Regions from separate parts of the Homo sapiens genome. Here region 1 is linked to region 2. The links are chromatin contacts, found by Hi-C or POLR2A ChIA-PET in ENCODE. All regions are on one chromosome and are shown on one strand. The core of a region is the stretch at or near the end of the contact, and the rest is flanking DNA. Distances in the headings are between cores, read along the strand shown.

Region 1 (4,345 bases), core at 1,814-4,313, 140 kb after region 2:
TATAAAGCTACCAGTTTATCTTCCATGATAACCCATTAATCCATTAATCCATTAATAGATTACTCCACAATCCAATCACCTCTTAAAGGCCCCACCTCTCAATACTGTCACATTGTGGATTAAGTTTCAACGTGTGTTTTGGAGGGGACATTCAAACCATAGCAACTATCCTTTTATATGTTTTGTAAGATTATAACTACTCTTGAAACCAAATGGAGACTGAATAAACAAAATATTGCCTGAGGTCAAGAGGAGTTCTATTCTGTATCTATGAAGTCAATGGTACAGACATAATGTTTCCTAATTAGAACAAAACACAATTGAGTATAAGAAATATTCATCATTTAAATGGTTAATTGTTCAGATAAAAAGCATATTCAAAATAACAGGTCAAGGGAGAGATTGAATATAACACAGGTTCCCTCAAGGACAGGAATGTTAAGATAATTGAGCAAGGAAGCAATTGTAGATTCCAACTCACAGATTTAATCAGCTAAATGCCAAGGTGCTGGTCACAAAGATTACCGGCAGAGCTGCCTGCAAGGTAATGGTTCTCAAACCTTAGTGTACATATGAATTTATTACCACAAGCCTATCAAATCAGAACCATAATGACTGCGACTCAGGAGTCTGAATGTGTCACCAGCTACCCTGGTGGTTTGGGCTTAGGAGGTTCTTATCAGCGTTGAGAAATGATGGTCAGTGCAGTAGATTAGACCAGAGATTGTGAGGCTTGCCTCCATTCAGTTTGCTAGTATAATCTTGGATTATGTTATGACTATAGTGACATGGTATCCATTACTACCTATTTCACTGCTTCACTTTTTTTTTATTATTATTATACTTTAAGTTTTAGGGTACATGTGCACAATGTGCAGGTTAGTTACATATGTATACATGTGCCATGCTGGTGTGCTGCACCCATTAACTCGTCACTTAGCATTAGGTATATCTCCTAAAGCTATCCCTCCCCCCTCCCCCGACCCCACAACAGGCCCTGGTGTGTGATGTTCCCCTTCCTGTGTCCATGTGTTCTCATTGTTCAATTCCCACCTATGAGTGAGAATATGCAGTGTTTGGTTTTTTGTTCTTGCGATAGTTTACTGAGAATGATGATTTCCAATTTCACCCATGTCCCTACAAAGGACATGAACTCATCATTTTTTATGGCTGCATAGTATTCCATGGTGTATATGTGCCACATTTTCTTAATCCAGTCTATCATTGTTGGACATTTGGGTTGGTTCCAAGTCTTTGCTATTGTGAATAGTGCTGCTATAAACATACGTGTGCATGTGTCTTTATAGCAGCATGATTTGTAGTCCTTTGGGTACATACCCAGTAATGGGATGGCTGTGTCAAATGGTATTTCTAGTTCTAGATCCTTGAGGAATCGCCACACTGACTTCCACAAGGGTTGAACTAGTTTACAGTCCCACCAACAGTGTAAAAGTGTTCCTATTTCTCCACACCCTCTCCAGCACCTGTTGTTTCCTGACTTTTTAATGATTGCCATTCTAACTGGTGTGAGATGGTATCTCACTGTGGTTTTGATTTGCATTTCTCTGATGGCCAGTGATGGTGAGCATTTATTCATGTGTTTTTTGGCTGCATAAATGTCTTCCTTTGAGACATGTCTGTTCATGTCCTTCGCCCACTTTTTAATGGGGTTATTTTTTTCTTGTAAATTTGTTTGAGTTCATTGTAGATTCTGGATATTAGCCCTTTGTCAGATGAGTAGGTTTTGAAAATTTTCTCCCATTTTGTAGGTTGCCTGTTCACTCTGATGGTAGTTTCTTTTGCTGTGCAGAAGCTCTTTAGTTTAATTAGATCCCATTTGTCAATTTTGGCTTTTGTTGCCATTGCTTTTGGTGTTTTAGACATGAAGTCCTTGCCCATGCCTATGTCCTGAATGGTATTGCCTAGGTTTTCTTCTAGGGTTTTTATGGTTTTAGGTCTAACGTTTAAGTCTTTAATCCATCTTGAATTAATTTTTGTATAAGGTGTAAGGAAGGGAAAAATCACAAGCATTCTTATACACCAATAACAGACAAACAGAGAGCCAAATCTTGAGTGAACTCCCATTCACAATTGCTTCAAAGAGAATAAAATACCTAGGAATCCAACTTACAAGGGACGTGAAGGACCTCTTCAAGGAGAACTACAAACCACTGCTCAATGAAATAAAAGAGGATACAAACAAATGGAAGAACATTCCATGCTCATGGGTAGGAAGAATCAATATCATGAAAATGGCCATACTGCCCAAGGTAATTTATAGATTCAATGCCATCCCCATCAAACTACCAATGACTTTCTTCACAGAATTGGAAAAAACTACTTTAAAGTTCATATCGAACCAAAAAGAGCCCGCATTGCCAAGTCAATCCTAAGCCAAAAGAACAAAGCTGGAGGCATCATGCTACCTGACTTCAAAATATACTACAAGGCTACAGTAACCAAAACAGCATGGTACTGGTACCAAAACAGAGATATAGATCAATGGAACAGAACAGAGCCCTCAGAAATAACGCCACATATCTACAACTATCTGATCTTTGACAAACCTGAGAAAAACAAGCAATGGGGAAAGGATTCCCTATTTAATAAATGGTGCTGGGAAAACTGGCTAGCCGTATGTAGAAAGCTGTCACTGCTTCACTTTCTTTCTTACATTTAGCGTGGCCTGACTGAGCTATTGGAAGAGGGGCAGAGGCAGGAGTGAATGATGCTGGAAATAGATCCTCATTCAACCCTGCAGCAGAGGGTGAGCCGCAGGCCCTGCTGTTCTCCCATCATCATCACAGCCTTGAGACTAGACCTCATGGTTGTTTTATCTTTTGGGTTTTTTTTTCCTGGTCTGCCTCTGGGTCATCAAGTACAAACTGGAGGGAAAATGCTAGCGTCCGTGGAGCTGTGTTCAGCATGAAAGATCAGTATCTGGCTTCCCTCTCATTTATAACTCTTATTTTCTTTCTTTCTAGAATATGTCTGTGCTGGAGAATCATCACTGGCGATCTACAATTGGCATGCTTCGAGAATCAAGGCTTCTTGCTCATTTGCCAAAGGAAATGACGTAAGTGCTGCCGAGATGAAACATACTGATGTGCATGCAGTAAAGATAAGCCACTTTCTCTAGGGCAGGCTTGGGACCTTTTGCGTGAATGGCAGAGAGCCCCCCGGCTGTACTTCCTGCCTGCACTGAGCTGTCTATCAGAGGAGATTTGGTGTCAGTTACAGCAACCCAGAAACCAAAATCTCTCTGTGTGCTTTGAAAGGGCCTTGCAGAGTCAATGACCTACAGTCAGGAAAAGGGATAATAAACAGCTCTCAGTTTTCACACGCTTCAGTATCAGTGCTCGACTTTGCCAAATTCCCGACCTTTAGTTTAGCAAAATTGTCCTTCCATGTAGCTCCAAATAGTAAATATTTATCAAGAAGGAACCCAGGCATTCTAAAGCTAGAGTTCAAAAAAGTATATTTTGTAATTGCTAGTCTCAGCAAAAATAGAAGTCAGAAATTCTTTTCTAAAATGTCTTTTGCTAAGTAATTGAAATGGCCCTAGCATTTTTTTCACCAATTAATTTACCTTACGTCTCTTGCACTTTAAACAGAAGGGGAGACACTCATTTTCTGGTTCACTATTTGATAGCCATGGTATGTAGGCTGAGTCCCACTAAATCTGAGGCCATTGTTTCATTTTCCTGGTGGCCCCAAGTTAGCTGCTAATACTGTCTTCCAAGGCCACCATTAATTCTGATCTGTTTAATGAACACGTGCAGAACCCAAGAAACCTAGGTGAAAAGAGTACATAGATTGCTGTACCCTTCTTCAAGACAAGCACATAACTTGAGGTCAAGGACCAAGTGCTGTCTCCCAACTGAACAAGCAGTATACTCTGGGTTGTGGATTGATTCCTGGCCCTCTGATTTGATCTCATGCTGTTTCCTAGCACCCAGAGGAATGTGAAATTTGCAGGAGGAATTTCAGTTCTGATAAATTTTTACTCCCTGGAACTAAATAAAACCAGTTCTCGTGCATGGAATAAAAACTTATGCCTCTTACTAGAATAATAAATTGCAAAGATTGAAAGAATTAAATGCAAAAAGAACTAAAAACTAGAGCAAAAGATCAAGTGAGAAGAAGAAAAGAGGAGGTAAGGAGAGAGACAAGGAAGAAAGAAGGAGAAGGAAAGGAAGAATAGTGAGGACAGGAAAGAAGAAAATGCAAGGGAAATGGGAAAGGACTCTGGGGTGACCAGACTTCTCCTGGTCAGTACCTGCATTCATCCTGTTTGTTACTCAATATTTCTTTCCTAAAATATTCATTTCACATCTATGGATTC
Region 2 (4,395 bases), core at 896-3,395:
GTGATGTTAGCTGAAATCCTAGTTTCTCTCTTAAAACATACAAAAATAATTGAATAAGTAAAGGAGGGAGAGGTCACTCACACTGAAAACCAGAATTAGGGCACAAGAGGCCGGGCAGGTCCCCAGTACCTGAAAAAGGACCCAAAGGCTAGCACAGAAGGTCTTCCCTTCTGCTGTTGCTCCCACAGTTAATATTCATTTGCAGAGTGAACAAGAGAATGATTGGGTATGGTTTAGACACTCCTCCTACTTCGCCCCACCTGTCTTTCCTCATCTCTCCCCACATGCTTTCCCCCTTTCCCCATGACAATGGAAATATGTGCTGCCTTGTAGGGTCGGTCTGTAGACTAAGTCGTTTTTCCTACTTGCTGGCATTATTTCTTGAGATTAGCTAAGGCCAGAGTTATCACATTTCTATGTCTCCTAAATTGTTTGCAGTTCTTCTACTTGGACTGTATAGAACCAAGTTGAAAGACCTGTTTTTACTTCCCTGCTCATTTTGAATTTTTTTTTTGAATTGCATTTGTAAAAGCAGAGTGGTCGTGTGTGTGCATGTGTGTGTGTGTGTGTGTTTACACATCCATACTTGAACTGATGGAGAGGAAAGTTCAGGACAAAATAAATAAACTCCCTCCATAGTTTGCATTTTTTTCCAAAAGATAGGCCACAGATAAGGGTCAATAAGGGTATAAAACAATTCCAAAATATCTGAGTGAGAAAATTTTTATTAAACTTTTTGTTTTGTAAGAATCTATTAATAGATTCAAAGTGAAAGAAAATGACAAGGGATATATGTTTCTAAGTTTCCATTTTTTTGAAAGGTACATTCTCTAGAATTGTTAGAAATATTTAACATTATAAATGCCTTATTTTACAAATCATGTATAATAAATGCTTATCTGCCTAGTGACTGGAGCACCCATAGTCTACAAGATTTTTACATAGCCCTCAGAACACCAAAAATTCTTCAACATAATCCAGGTTCTAAATCAACTATATATTTGACACTTTTCTTGGTTGTATACTTTAGTATCGGGGTTATCAATTCTTTTATAGCTCCAACCACAAAGCAAAGTCTTTTTATTTTTAGTTTTTGGAAGAAGGAGCCAATGCAATGGCTAGTTTTTATTAAAAAGAAGAAACTTTTTAGCACATTTTGAGTAACTTAGTGCAGGGGCTCAGTGGGCCCACTGGTGGGGCAGCTTGTAATAGTTTCCAGTCAGGGCATCACCGGGGCTCACCTTTGTCCAGCCAAAACCAGATGATGGCACTATTCTCTTCACAGATGCTGCCCACTGCTGGTGAAGGAGGGGGGCTAAATTAAGGTCCTCTTTGGTACCTGAAGCTGCCTTTGGGGGTAGTATATTATATGGGTCCAGTCCCTTCCGTGCAGCCATCATGATATCCCTCTCCAACCCAGTCACCTGCTCATTGTCAGTAAGAACATCACCTCCAGATGCATTGGAGTGCACTTCAACCACCCCTCAGGGACCCTGGGCCCTCAGGGCCCGCACAGCCGGCACCCCAGCTCCTCAAAGTAACCTCGAAGCCATGAAGCCATCACACCCTCAACAAGTAACAGTACTTCCAGGAACAGCAAAGTCTTTTTGATACAAGTAGGTGTCCATTGTCCATTGGAACAAGCTGTTTTGACTTTGTTAGTTCTCATTATTTTGGGTTGATTCACAATGCCTGAAAAAGAACTTGGTTATTTTGAAAATCTATCTTAAAATGTCCTGTCTGCAACCCATTAATTACTGATATTAACATGTGTAAGAATCCTCACAAGTTACCTAGATGGGTCTTCTCTGTTCCATGATTCCTTTGATCACATAACAACCCCACCCTTTCCCCACCCTCAGTGATCCAAACTTCTGGCTGCAGATACCATATCAAGATGAATGATGTCCACTGAGTAGTGAAAATTATAGGTTTACAGGCATGTTCTTCTAAAGTAACTATCTGAAAAACAAAAGAGATCCCAGCCTATGAGATGTTAGCTACGAAATGTAACAAAACCACCTTTCAGATAATTCACATGGTAGAGAGGTTTTAGTCCAGCAAGTACTAGCCTCGCATCAGTTTGTCCCAATCTCTTGAACCTGCAGTTGAGCCAAAAATTTCCGAGCCAAGCTTTCTCGCAAGATTTCCTGTACTTCCTGTTTCTATGTGAGCCAGAAATACCATGAGAATGACCTTTCTTGTGGTATTTTTGCCCTTATACTCCAGGATGAAAATAATCCCATATTGGGGGAACTTTTTTTAAATTGTGCAAATATTTCCAGGTTTCAAACCTTCAAATGAAGTAGGTTCCTCCTTGGGAATGAAAATGTGAAATGGTGATGGCTTGGCCCTGACTCATCTCCACTAGGAAGTATTCGTGCTCAGTGATCCAACATTTTGTAATTTCTCTAAGATATTTTTACAAGGAACTAGATAAAATAGTACAGAGGATACAATGGAAATGTATATCCTTGGATTTTTTTTAAAAAGTCATTCTTGAAGAAATGAACAATGAAGTGTTGTGTTCTTAGTACATTAGTGTATGTGATATATGATATCACATATTTGTTTTCTTTGTTCTTAACCCCTTTGTTCCAAGGGTCAGGATATCCTGATGCTAAGTACTATTGCAAAATAACTGAACAAAAATAAAAATAGTCAAACACTTAGGAAACTCTTCAGTTGTTATGTCAAGGAAGTTTGTGACTGAGGAGTGAGTTTAAGACATTATTCAGGAAATATGATAATAAAGCAAACAGTCTACATGTGATTATTAAATAAAATCATCTCAATCCTAGAGAGTCTTGATGCCCCCAGCCTGATGGAAGGGTAAGATAAGGACTGGACGGGCTGTCAAAGTGGTGGAAGTGTTGAACTGATGGTGAAATCCTTTCATCTCTTATCAGAGAGGGAAAAAGGAAGGGCACATCTTTCTAATCAAGTAGACCGCTGATTATTCCCTAATTGTGTTGTATGTATATCTGGTTGTTATAGAAAGAGCTGCTAGATCAATATTTTCATAACAAAATTCACCAAAAGCAGTGTCTTCAATGTCTTTATTATTGTTTTATACCCTCTTGCCCCTTCTTCACCTGTTAGGAAGGAGAGTAGGTTTGCCAGTATGCTTTTCCATCCAGAAAAAAGAAAATTCACTTAATCCAGTATGGAAAACTAAACTTATTAACCATGGATTTAGAGAAATAATAAAACAACAATAAAATTACAGTTGTCTTTGCTGGTTTCAACTTTAAAAAGAAATGAGGTGGGAGTAATGAAAATAAAACACACTCTACAACGATCTTTCTCCTCTTCCCCAAGTTTCCTCCTCTCTCCCATGAAGAAATATCAAATAATTGTGTGATAAACCAGCCTTGAAAGGAATGTAGAGCAGAAGCAACAGATTATACACCAGCAAAATGGCATGCCAAGCAAAATAAAGCACTTTGCAATGTGGAGACGTGAAGAGAGGAAGATGGGATTGTTACAATGTTCTCCAAGAAAACAGGGGCTATTCACTTGAATGTGCAAGTTCAAATTGTTCCTACAAACCCAATTTGCTGGCAAAAGTGCCAAATACAAAACTACCCTACTTTCGTTTCTGTCCAAGGCCTTTCACATAAGCTACAGGGGGCATCGCCTTTTGTTGAATTGGTTCTTACTTTCAGGGTTAGCGCCTCCATCTCTGAGACTAGGAACAAGAGGCATGGCCCACAGTTGATGTTGCCCTCGATTCAACCACTCTCAGGTCGGGGACACAGTAGTCAGTGGCCCACATAATAAATCAACAGTGCTCTCCCTCCAGAAGGTGAATTGTTAACATTCTTTTCTTTCTTTCATTGCCATTTATGTCCCCTGTGAACATCCTTTAAAATGCTTGTTCCTTTGAAAATGGGTTTTGAATGAGCCTGAGCCACATATCCAGGCTATGCAGGCCACTGCCCATACGCATGAGGATCTTGATGCTTCCCGAATTCGCATCTTTCGGAGTTAACTGTGGAATGTGATTCAATGTTATTTCCCTTCCAGCTGAAGGGCAGCTGAGGTTATGAAGGGATTTGACTAATAGGTCATAACCCAGATAGGTTTGCCGAGAACCAAATGACACAAGGGGGAGGGATGTGGAGAAGGAGCGAGAGTGATCAAACTGAGGCACTGAGGATCAACCAAGCCCATCCCAGCACTGGTCTTGGTGACTGGGCAAGGTGCCCCCCAACCCCCATCAGGCCCTCCAGAGAGAAGCAGCTGCAGATTGGCTCTGCAGACTCTCAGCTTCCTCTGTTTTTTTGAGAACTCCTTGGGGCTTGCAGGCCTGAGCCTGTACCACAGGGGTGACTCCTCACCTGACACCTCCAGATAACTGGCCTCCAGCAAGGGGGGAGCCCCTCTGTGAGG

The links. A loop is a pair of places that touch in the nucleus more often than their neighbours do. ChIA-PET counts read pairs that join two places held with the same protein, here RNA polymerase II (POLR2A). Pooled maps may share reads with other maps.
Region 1: a map of endothelial cell of umbilical vein shows a loop between it and region 2 (6-fold over the local background). The contact joins two enhancer-like sites. A Hi-C loop is called at or near these places in 2 of 168 maps with a recorded cell type or tissue (endothelial cell of umbilical vein and ovary) and 6 of 50 pooled maps. POLR2A ChIA-PET finds 5 or more read pairs at or near these places in 1 of 52 experiments (PC-9).

The regions. Positions count from the first base shown.
Region 1 is chr6:136,170,813-136,175,157 of GRCh38, forward strand. PDE7B (phosphodiesterase 7B) reads left to right here. Exons shown (of 13, transcript NM_018945.4): 9 at 2,985-3,076. Among named protein-coding and RNA genes, the nearest start is that of MTFR2, 77 kb to the right of the region's middle. Within about 2 kb of position 3,064, at least 8 of the 41 ENCODE cell types and tissues checked have a DNase peak (open chromatin) inside an H3K27ac peak, as active enhancers do; they include endothelial cell of umbilical vein, where a contact is called at or near this core.
Region 2 is chr6:136,033,334-136,037,728 of GRCh38, forward strand. All of the region lies in intron 2 of PDE7B (phosphodiesterase 7B), which reads left to right. It also overlaps the pseudogene COX5BP2. Among named protein-coding and RNA genes, the nearest start is that of PDE7B-AS1, 37 kb to the right of the region's middle. Within about 2 kb of position 2,146, at least 4 of the 41 ENCODE cell types and tissues checked have a DNase peak (open chromatin) inside an H3K27ac peak, as active enhancers do; they include endothelial cell of umbilical vein, where a contact is called at or near this core.